4 separate regions of the Homo sapiens genome follow, and regions 1, 2 and 3 are each linked to region 4. Evidence: chromatin contacts called from ENCODE Hi-C or POLR2A ChIA-PET data. All regions are on one chromosome and are shown on one strand. The core of a region is the stretch at or near the end of the contact, and the rest is flanking DNA. Distances in the headings are between cores, read along the strand shown. Region 1 has its middle 72 kb from the start of TEX41. Region 2 holds the start of TEX41 (testis expressed 41). Region 3 overlaps TEX41 (testis expressed 41). Region 4 holds the start of QTMAN (queuosine-tRNA mannosyltransferase).

Evidence for each region. A loop is a pair of places that touch in the nucleus more often than their neighbours do. ChIA-PET counts read pairs that join two places held with the same protein, here RNA polymerase II (POLR2A). Pooled maps may share reads with other maps.
Region 1: a loop to region 4 is called in a map of endothelial cell of umbilical vein, with 4 times the contacts of the local background. The contact joins the enhancer-like site here to the promoter of QTMAN in region 4. A Hi-C loop is called at or near these places in 6 of 168 maps with a recorded cell type or tissue (K562, OCI-LY7, PC-3 and 3 more), 1 of 37 single-sample maps with no recorded cell type and 5 of 50 pooled maps. POLR2A ChIA-PET finds 5 or more read pairs at or near these places in 2 of 52 experiments (both activated T-cell).
Region 2: a loop to region 4 is called in a map of PC-3, with 2.5 times the contacts of the local background. The contact joins the promoter of TEX41 here to the promoter of QTMAN in region 4. A Hi-C loop is called at or near these places in 2 of 168 maps with a recorded cell type or tissue (PC-3 and natural killer cell). POLR2A ChIA-PET finds 5 or more read pairs at or near these places in 2 of 52 experiments (Panc1 and activated T-cell).
Region 3: a map of OCI-LY7 shows a loop between it and region 4 (3-fold over the local background). The contact joins the enhancer-like site here to the promoter of QTMAN in region 4. A Hi-C loop is called at or near these places in 2 of 168 maps with a recorded cell type or tissue (B cell and OCI-LY7) and 5 of 50 pooled maps. POLR2A ChIA-PET finds 5 or more read pairs at or near these places in 2 of 52 experiments (K562 and OCI-LY7).

The regions. Positions count from the first base shown.
Region 1 is chr2:144,595,089-144,597,788 of GRCh38, forward strand. No RefSeq gene overlaps it. Among named protein-coding and RNA genes, the nearest start is that of TEX41, 72 kb to the right of the region's middle. Within about 2 kb of position 1,328, at least 7 of the 41 ENCODE cell types and tissues checked have a DNase peak (open chromatin) inside an H3K27ac peak, as active enhancers do; they include OCI-LY7, PC-3, endothelial cell of umbilical vein and 1 more, where a contact is called at or near this core.
Region 2 is chr2:144,666,614-144,669,313 of GRCh38, forward strand. TEX41 (testis expressed 41) reads left to right here and starts at 1,354. Exons shown (of 5, transcript NR_033870.2): 1 at 1,354-1,495.
Region 3 is chr2:144,700,887-144,703,586 of GRCh38, forward strand. The region is part of intron 1 of TEX41 (testis expressed 41); the gene reads left to right. Among named protein-coding and RNA genes, the nearest start is that of TEX41, 34 kb to the left of the region's middle. Within about 2 kb of position 1,330, at least 4 of the 41 ENCODE cell types and tissues checked have a DNase peak (open chromatin) inside an H3K27ac peak, as active enhancers do; they include OCI-LY7, where a contact is called at or near this core.
Region 4 is chr2:144,331,131-144,333,830 of GRCh38, forward strand. QTMAN (queuosine-tRNA mannosyltransferase) reads right to left here and starts at 1,382. Exons shown (of 12, transcript NM_001376312.2): 1 at 1,309-1,382. RefSeq lists a silencer at 1,057-1,656 and an enhancer at 1,438-2,015.

The DNA of each region.
Region 1 (2,700 bases), core at 78-2,577, 260 kb after region 4:
GGAGGAATTGATCCCATTCTACTTGGGGGCAATTAGGCTTTCAGTCTGTGGCTCAGTTCACAAGCATCTGATGCCAGTGGTGCCAAGGTCAAGGGTTTGATCCTCATGTGGGTCAGTTTGCTGCGTGTTTTCTCAACAGATTGTGTGGAAAGTGTGCAGTCACTGGGAAATGCCGGTCATTAAGGGGACTGGTGAACAGATGGGTGGTAGGTGAAAATCTAGCCTCACTCCTGGAAAAACAAAGCCCGTGCCATACTGTCTTTTTTTTTTGTTTTTTTCATCTGGACAGAATGCACCACTTAAAATGTGAGCTTGTTACTCAACCTTCCTTCATCTCTGTTTCCTCATCTGTAGAACGGAGATAAGATTTGCTCCCTTTCTACCTCACCAGGATCTGTGAAGATTAGATAATGGCTGTAAAGTCCTTATACAAAGGTACATACATTACCATAAACAAAGAGATTAGCTGACAAATAAAAAAGAAAATATTGAAAGGACCCCCCAAAGTGTATTGCCTAATACTTTTGCATTAGTATCAGTAGTTTGCAGTGCAATCCATTTGGAGTTTGGTTTGGCTGAAAAAAGTTAGGTGTGAGTTGTATAACCTCTCTATTAGTAAGGATAAAAAAATGGTTTGATAGTGAACATTTGTATTAATAAAAACAAAGTGGGCTTTGAATCTGAAACAGGTTTCATTTGAAAAGGAGGTGAAGGCAAAGGTCTCTAGGAACATATGTGCCACTGAGCAATATTTGCATATATTTGATCTGCAAGCACGCTTCAGTGATTTTCACAGTATACCTTGGAGTTTAGGTTGTAGCAAAGAGCCGTTACCATTGCTCAGCAGCACGATCTACTCTCTCCAGCTTTATTATGGCATACAGCGACAACTTCATTTTTAGTGTTAAAAAAAATCCTCTTCACTTAATTCAGACAGTGACCTGCAGGCCTCATTCTGACTGAAGGAGCCATTCAGAATACTTCCAGACAAAAGCAGGGCTTTTTCCTAGCAACCAGATCAAAGCCAAATCTCCCAGAATAGCTCCCTCCCAGGTTTCCTTTGGCGCATAGGTTCACAAGGATTGTAAGGCTCGTGGTATCCAGTTCAAACTTCTCTTTCACACTGCAATGGAAAGGAAAACTCCTGAGGAATTTTCACAGACTCTGAAAGCTGGCGAGCCTTGCAAAGAGCACTTAATCCTGGGAGAACATGGTGGTCATTGGGAGCATCCCTAACTTTGTTATCGCCTGCATCTGCATGTACATTCTGTCGGACTCTCAGAGAATGAGGTCTCTGTTTCCTTTCTGCCAGTACCTAATATCAGCTATGCCCAGGAGCCGGCTGATGAAGACTTCCTGTTTGTTTTGAGTCACTGTTAGAGTGATAAATATACTTTAGCTTTCTGCTTCGAGAGGAAAGAAACCAGCTGCCCTGAACTGAAGAGAAAAATGCAGAAATTCCACTGAATGGCCCTGTTATCATGGAGTTTCAAGGGCAGCATAAAAATGAAAACTATAAGCCTGGGCAAAATGAATAATTTCCATATTAAAGCATTTTGCTGCATGCATAGACCTAAGTTGTTTGTCTTTAATCATTTAGGCGAACCATGCATTTTTCACTCTTCTAAGACTAACTCAGCGTTTAGAAATTTTTAAAAAATGTAAACTTACACTACAGAGTAATGGTAAGTTATATAAATAAACAATTACAGTTGTGGTTTTTTGATCTGACCACAAGCTTTTAATGCCACTTTTTTTTTTTGCATGAACATATAATGCTTCTGGATAAACAATAATGTTTACATTGTCAGGGCATCTACTGTTGTATTGAGTCATTTACATACATGATTATTTGGATATAGAGTAACCCAAGAACAAAAGAATATTATAAAATTATTTAAAACCAGAATGACAGGAAATCCTTTACAGCTTAAATAGCACTTCTTAAATGAACTCATAGACTTTCTAAGTTGTGTTTATATCTCATTTTTGTCCTTTTATTTTGAATAAAATAAAAGGATGTTGGATTTGATGACCAGTGTCCTTTGAGTGGAAATTACTATGTTAACTCTGACCTGGAAGACAGTGAATTTAGAATGCTTGTTAATGTGAATGTCGTGATCACTGCATTCGGCGGGCTTTTCTTTTTTAGGCTTGGTATAGACTTGACTTCTAGAAGTTGCGAGTTGGAAAACATGGCAACAATTTGCATGTGCTTGGAGTGGGTATGAGTTGCTTATTTCCTCCCAGTAGGTATGGTCTCATTAAAACTATTTCTAATAGTAGAAGATGAGTAATTTGCTAATAATCTATGATAAATCTTTCTGTCCAGGATAAAAGAAATGTTTAATTAGGAAATTCAAAATAAAATTAGCATTAACACTTTCATGCTGTCAAATTAGTGATGTAGACAGGGAGGCAGGATGGTGTGCATCGGCCTTATGTCAATGTATCTGGATGCATTTGTAAATTAAGACTTAAAAATGCACATGATTAGCTGTATGTAAAAAGGTTCCTCAACATACTAAAGTCAATGATTGGGCCATCAACACAGCGGCTTCCTAGATGGGAGAATTCCAGCGCCAAAGGCTTAATGGAGAATGGGTCCTTAGCCTTTAAAATCTCACATCAAAGGAAAATCATGTGAAAGCGGCAACCCATAAAGGAGGACATGCATTTAGAGATGCTCTGCACATTAGT
Region 2 (2,700 bases), core at 104-2,603, 340 kb after region 4:
AAATCAAGAAATCTAACCACATTAAAGAAATGGATTTTGTTGTAAAACTAAAATGATTACATACTATATTTCTTAACTTAATGAGGGAGAAATGTACCTCTGGTCTAATAAGCTCCATATTGTTAAATGTCAGTGTTAGCATCTCTCTTCATCAGTGTTATCCAAAATTTAATGCTAATATTATTTTACTGAATCTGTGAAGAGATTGTACTATTTTTCTTTTCTTTCTTTCTATTTTTGGAGGTTGGGGTGTGTGGAGGGATGGTGTTTCAAAGTTTGGTGTTGAGATTGTATGTATTTCCAAAGAGTAATACTGAAATAGGTTGTGAAATTATAACCAGAGTTCTACATCCTCAACTCTTTATATTCAAGAAGTTTTGCCATTTCAAAGAAAGATGAGAAGTTTTAAAAAAAAAAATTATGACAGGACTGTAGTAAGAGTCTATCAACACTATTAATATCTATTTGGGTAAACAGAGAGGCAGATACCTTTTCCCACATGAACTATTTTTTGATCAGTATAAAGTATGATAAAATATGAAAAAAAGCAAAATTCAGGATACTTTTGTAGGTAGACACGTCAGATATTATATAAAATTAGCTTAAATATTCAAACACTGTAAAATGAGAGGCAGATAGGATATCGTCTCCAAAGAGGACATGGTGAAAACGATACTTTGAAATGATAAATAGTCAAATATGGGCATAACTTTTTCATATTAGAGAAAACTTATTGCCTAGACAAATGTAGTAGTAGTGTGTATTTTACTTCTAAGAATTTAGTGACTAAAGTACAATGCCCTCCCCATCATGTTCTCATAATAAAAGCTCATATTCTGTGAACATTTTACACTTTTTTTGAGATGGAGTCTCCCTCTGGCACCCAGACTGGAGTGCAGTTGTGCCATCTCGGCTCGCTGTAACCTCTGCCTGCTGAGTTCAAGCAATTCTCCTGCCTCAGCCTCCTGAGCAGCTGGCATTACAGGCACCTGCCGCCACGCCCAGCTAATTTTTGTATTTTTAGTAGAGACAGGCTTTCACCATGTTGGCCAGGCTGGTCTCAAACTCTTGACCTCAAGTAATCTGCTGGCCTCGGCCTCTCAAAGTGTTGAGATTACAGGCGTGAGCCACTGCGTCTGGCCTACACTTTTTAATTCTCTGATTTCATGAAGAGTTCTTAACTCCCCCCAGCTAATGCTAAAAATGTGTCCTGGTTCTTACACGGCACTGCTAGTAACGTGGCAACCTGAGACTGTTCCCAGGCTCAATTCACAGGAGCCCATGTTCAGCGGTTATTTAATAGCTTTGAAATGCCATTCACCTGTGGCCCATTTCAAGTTTCCCATGATTCTTAGGAAGACCCTGGCCTCCATCTTGAAAACGGAAAATAAAAACAGCAGACCTATGAAGGTCGAAGGGGAAGAAAAGCTGTATCGATTGTTGAGATCTGGCGACTTGTTTAAATTTCATCAGCCTCACTTCTATGAACTCTCAGGTAAGCACTCTATTGATTTGTAATTTTCCTGCAAACTTTATAAAGCAGAGGAAAATGGCCGACATGGCGAAGTGCTTGGTTAGAGTCCAAGCTGCGTGTTGGTAATTAGCTCAGGGAGGGGGGGAAAAGGAGAGTCAGGCAGTTTGCTGGAAGTTTGAGTGCAAATTTGACAAGGCAAGGAAAATGGATTGCACTCCAGTGAGAGCTAGCTTAATACTTGAATTCAGAAAACTCCAGAGTTCCTCCTTGTTGAGTCCTGCAAATAAAGAGGAGGGTAAGAAAGAAGCGATTCTGAAAGGGAGGGGGGTCGGAGAGTAAACTGAAAATTTCCATGGAAATAGCCGGTTTTTTTTTTTTTATGACTTTTTAAAGCCACTTTTAAGCTATTGCTTTCAGTTTACTTCAATGCACTCACTGAAGTAAGCTGAGAAAGAAATCTTTGATATGCCAGATCAACCAAAAGTTTTAAAATATTCTTTTGTGTCTCCATTTATAATGCAAATAGTAAGTTGGTGTTTTGGGTCCATTTCACCATGGTCTCTGAAGTGGGTTAACATACACAGAATGAGGAAGTGGAGGGAGTCCCAAAGAGAGCACATCTTTGATAGTTCAATAATAATAAAAAAATGTATTTAGGTCTTTTCTAAATACCTTTCACCTCCTAAGAATATAAAACATGAGAGGAAGTTCTAAGAAGAATAAATTGTGGTTGCCCTCTATGTTAGCTGAGTGACTAAAGATATCGTATTGTTCTATGAATTATCCACTACTTAAATATTCCTTAAGTCTAGCCTTTATGAGCTCATAAAAAGACTTTGCTTATGTGTCTAGGAAAGCCAGTATCTTTATATGCTGTCAGAACTGAATTTAACATACTGTTTCAATATAACTTTGAAAACCAGCAGATATTTTGTTATAGGAAAGCAAGCTAGGCAAGCACCTTAAACCCATGTTTACATTTTAGTTTTATCAAACATAAATATTTCCTAGTTGGAATAGTTTTAAAAAGTGGTAATCTATGCTTGAGAATGATGGAAGGAGACGGAATTCTGGTTGAAATAGTATTGCCACTGTAGTGTTTTATTCATGAGAATCTCCAATCTTTTTTCATATATGCTAAAAAAGCCAAAATTAATTAATGTCAGAAACACAAATGAGGATTGGCAATGATCATCCATCCATGCTGGGGGAGGCAAGGCTGGGCG
Region 3 (2,700 bases), core at 80-2,579, 370 kb after region 4:
CTGCTTCTGTGTAAAAGATTTAGCTAAATTTACTTATCATGATGGCATTTGTTGCCGAATTGCAGAATGTGTTATTATTCACAGATAAACCCTTTATAAAGACTAAGCTTTAGTCACCATTTTATTTATTTATACAATAAATGCTTACCAACTATCTAATCTGGGCCAATTTCTGTGCCAGGAATTGGGGTTAACAGAGAAGTATAAGATTTGGTCCTTGGCCTAAAGCAGTTCACAGCCTGGAGGGCAGAGATACATAAATAAAAGATGAGAGGTATTATTACAAGAGCATGGTCCCAAACTATAAGATTAGAGAATAGAGGGCAATGAACTATCAGGTGGGCTGGGCTGTGTATTTCTCCTTTTCTATTTAATTCTGAGATTCTGTTTTATTGGTATTCTTATTTTTCTTTGTGAATCAGAGGTTTAACTACTAAGAGTTTGCAGGGTAATGTATCATAAGACTCTATGTTGCCTGAGCTGAATTTCCTTCAGGACTTGCAAAATCTTGGGTCATGGGATTCCAACCTAAGATTAAAAAAAAGTCCAAAGTTTCTGTTCCTTGTTTGTAATTCTCTTAAATACGATTATCTAACTTCTTCTCTAAGTGCCATGACAAGGCAAACTTTTCTAAAAAAGGGGTACCTATGTGTAACTTGAAGGTACTGTTTGTGTTCTTTGTAACTGGGTACTTGAGAAGTATGACTAGTAATTTGCAGCAGTGAGCAGTTACAAGAACTTTTTCTGTTGGCGAAGAGTTGAAGATACCTGCATATATTGTATTTTGTTGTTTATCCTTTTGAAGGGCTCCATAAGCACCATCATTCATTCTGTGGAGCATGCACTTTGTACCTGTAGCAATTTCCTTTTCTGTTTTTGGTGTAGACTAGACATCCAACAAGGTTCAGCAGACTTGACTGTTGGTTGTTATAGGGTGGTGATAAACTTCTTAGGTTTGGTAGTAAAAGATTCACTGAAAGAGACAGTCCGTCTTTCTGCCTTTAAATTTATACAGCTATAGCAATTGCTTCTGATTCATAAAGGACAGCTTGTAAATTGTCTACTGAGCCTAAGATTGTCTCATCTTTGAGCTATTTTCTTTTCAGAGTCTTCTGATTTCTGAAAAATAGAGTGTAAGGAAAAGAAGGAAATTCATGGGAAAATAAAATGATAAGTGATATTTATTAATTTATTTGTATGATTTTTAAGTAGCTATGCGAGTCATTTTTCATGGTTGATTTGTGGGGACCAACCATTAGGTTTGTGTCTGGGGCAGGTTAAAAGGAGACTTCACCCCACTGAGTTTGTGTTTGGGGAAGTGTGACTTTGCTTCAGTGCTCCACCACCCTTACCAAGCCCACACCCCTGCAGCTACCAAGAATTATAGAAGTAGTGGCTTAGTGTTCTTCCTATCCAAAGTTCTCCTCCCACCACCTCCCCATCTGGAGCTACCCTATGACTTCTGCTCCATTATCCACTCAATCTACCTAGTTTGGCTAGAGTCACATGCTTAAGATTAGTTTGTGATGACTTCTAATGAAATAATTTTGCATTGATAACAAAGAAGCTTCTTTAAACACTGAAGAGAGCAAGAAAAGGTTAGATCAAGAAATCAGGTATTTAAAAATATGTAATGATATTCTTTTTTTTTTCCTGATTGCTTGTGAACCTGGGGTATAGTATAAATTAAACCAGATCATGCTTGCCCCTGGACTATTTTTATAATAAACTCAATTTAAAATCTTCAACTTTTTATTTCCAATTTTGAATTTTAGTTATATTCAGCAAGATGACATGATTGAAACATGGCACTTGTCCTGCAGGAACTCATGCTTCAGTGAAGCACATTGGTGTGCAATGGTAACAACTATCATAGAAGTCACCATGTTTTAGGTTTTCATTAAGTGCCAGGCACTCTACTTGAGTTTTTTTTTTTTTTTGACTTTTAGCCGCTCCTCACAATACTTGTGCAAGGTTGTAAATGGTTTTCAAATTTAAGATGAGAAAACTGAGGTTCATGGAGGTCTAGTCACTGGCTCAAGATGACAGGCAGTAAGTGGCAAATTAGGGTCTAATATTCAGATTATCACATTCCATGTCTTGTGCTCTTGTGACACATTGCTTTCAAATACAAAGAAAATCCGTATTTCTGGAGCAATGTGAAATGGGTTGATGTGCTTTTGTGTTTATTTGGGTGCCATAAATTAGGAAAAAAATTTCTACACAGTATCCTGATTATATTGTTTTGATTGTTGTTTAACACGGGATAAAATAAGTTGAGTTCAGTTTTCTAGGAAACTGAAATAGGAGGGCAAATAATATTATATAATTTTAGCAAGCATCTGAAACTTACCGAAAGATGTCATCTTCTCCAGGGTAGTCATGTTGGGAAAACTACATTTAACCCAGTGATATTTGCCACTGTTCAAAACTTTTTGTCCCTTTTTATTGTAATTTTCTTTGGATTTATTCTTTTATTCTTCACATAACTAAATTTTATTGTTTTGTGATCAAAATTATTTTTATTTAAAAGAAGACTTGGTCGATTTAACATCAAACTTGGCTCTGAATAAACTTTGGATGTTTACAAAAATAAAATCCACCATTTAAAGAGGACTAATGGCTATATTTGACATTTAAAACAACATGAGGAAGGCTCTGATGGCAATTCCATAAAAATTTCTTGAGCAATCAGTAGAA
Region 4 (2,700 bases), core at 132-2,631:
TTCATTAAATACAGTACAGGACCCTAAGGAAAATGTATACCAAAAGGGAGTGGGAGCCGAGAAGAATCTAATCCAAGTCAGACCTGGAACGCACTAATTAAAATTCAATATTTCACTTGGTATGTGGGTTCCTACATGAAACTCCTGTCATGGTTAAAGCTTAAGGTTAAACACGTTAATAGAAGCCAATAGAATGGCTCTATTGAATTGTACTGAACTTCTTTTTCAGCAGCTCCTTTACCTAACCACTATTTTAAGCTTTAAAATCAACTTCAGGGGTAGGCACCAAATAACCAAGTGAGCCACGGCAGCCGGGGCTGCAAACTGAAATCCATCTCGTATGGAAAATCATCATCAACTCACGTTTTCCATTTCAAACTGCGATACAGGTGGAAGAAAAGCTGTAAAAGCCTTCTCTTTGAAACTCCCATCACACGGCCTCAAGGCATTAACTTAAGAATCTCAAGATAACCTAAAGCAGCACAGTTGTCAGAAGACTCTAAAAGTTGTATGTGCGAGAGAAGGCAAAAAAACTACTTCGGGACTAAAGGTTAAATTTCGCTGCTGCATTCCCAAGACTTAAATTCAGAGAATCTTTCCACCTGGACAGAATGGGATTGTCTGGATCCCGATGAAAATGGGAAGTTATGTGCTTAATCCTCAGACGAGGGATTCCGGGGTGGGGGGCACAGTGAGGGTCTTCACACTCGGCTGGCAGAGAGGAGTGGGGCGCTGGGGAGGTCTGGTAACTGAGGGCGACTAGGAGCCAGAAGCGAAGCTTTCCGTCAGGAAGGCCTGGGGCTCGCACTGCAAGGGGCCAAGCGCCGGGCAGCCTGGTGGTCGGCGAAGCACCCCAGCCAACTCAGGCCAACCCGGACGCCCGGCCTCCCTTCTCCCGCGCGAGGGCGACGTGCCCCCACCCGTCCTCTCAGCCTGCGCGAGGAAGAAGCGGAGCGCCGGGCCGCAGAAAACCAGCACGCACGACATGTAGGCACCAAAAAAACGCAATTCGAACACGACCAGTTTGCAGAAGGCACAAAATGCCACGGCGTGACGCCCCATTCCGAGCGCGGTGCGGACGGCGGCGCAGGGAGCGCAGCGCGTGCGCCCGGGAAGCGCGCGGCTCTCAGCTCCGCCTCCCCCACACCCCCCGCCCCCGGCTCCCCGCGCCGCAGCCGCCGCTGCTGCCCCTCTGGGATCTCCGCGCAGCGCGGCCCCGCGAGGCGGGCGCCGGGGAGGGGAGGGGAGGGGCCGCGCTCCCCGCCTCCCCGCTGGCCCGCGCGGCTCCCCAGCCCGGAGCCTACTCACCTCCTCCTCCTCCTCCTCCTTGTCTCTCCCTCCTGGCCACCGGCGCGGCCCAGCCGGCGACGCGCTGACGCCGTGCCCCTCCCCCGCGGCCGCCGCGGATGCCGCCGCCCCTCCCGGCCCGCGGCCGCCTCGGCCTCCGGGCGCGTCAGGCGCTGGTCCCGCCCCTCGGCCCGCCCGCGCAATCGAGGCTCCGCCTCTCTGCGCCGCCCGGACTCCGCTGGCGCGAGGTCCCTGAGTCAGCGGCGCTCCCGCCCGCGCGAATCGCTCCGCCCCAGCCCGCGGGCTCGGCTCCTCGCACCTGCCCACTGTCCCCCGGCCTCGCACTGCTCCCCACCTCCCTGTGCGCCCTTTCCCATCTCGTCAGCACCCTGTCCGCCCTTTCAGCTTTTTCGTACTCTTTCCCCAACCTCCTAGTCCTGTTCTAAGCTCGCATAGTCACCTTCTCTTTCCTTCTGGAAGGTCTGTGCTGTTCATTAGGTCGACCTCGGATTCCCCGTGCAGTTTTCCAGCCGGCCCGTTGCATCTCCTTTCCTGGTCCACTCCCCGGCCTACTAGAGCCTCAGGGCCCCTGTGCGGGTTCCTGGCTCCCTTGCCGACACCTCTACCTGCTCTGCAGCCCGGAGCTCCTCCACAGCTGCTTTGCCAATGCCTCTTAATATCCCTCCTTCTGGACCTCCTCGATTCCCTCCTGGCAAGGCTCATGCTTTCCTTTATCTCCATTTTTCCCGTCCTTTCGGTTCTGACTACTCCACACACTTCTGATGCAGTTTGAGTATTCAATAATTGCATATTCGCGGTCCCATTTACACGAGGAGAGTCACATTGAGTAATTAAAAATCACAAAGCAAAGCGACAGCAGTGGAGACCATCATTTGACTTGCATAGTTCCATCTATATTTTCCTTATGCAATAATATTCTCATTGCCACTTGAATTTCAAGGAATGGGATTTTCTGTTGGGGCTTAAAATTCACAAATGTTGGATGTTTTTTCGCTGCGACCTAATTTCACTTTAGCTCTTTTATTTATAGAATACATAGTAGAAAGAGTACCAGGAAGTCCCAGGTGTTCTTGACTGTAAAGTGAGGAATGTGTCCCTTCGTTAAATTCCTTTATGAAGTAAAGGATCCTTTCTAAAGTAAAGGTTTTTGTATCTGGAAGGAGGTTGTAGGTTAAATGACTCTGGTGAAGGCAAAACATGCAAATATAACTGGATGTCTGGTTTATTAAGTAACTTCATTTTTAAAACTGCAACTCGGAAGAGTTAGGCTGTGATGTGGAAATGAATTAGGAAACATACCAAAATAAAGGAAATCGATTAGGTCTTTGTACTTATATCCACAAGTTGCTTTAAGTTATGTGAGTAAACATTCTTATCCTTAAATTGAAGCGT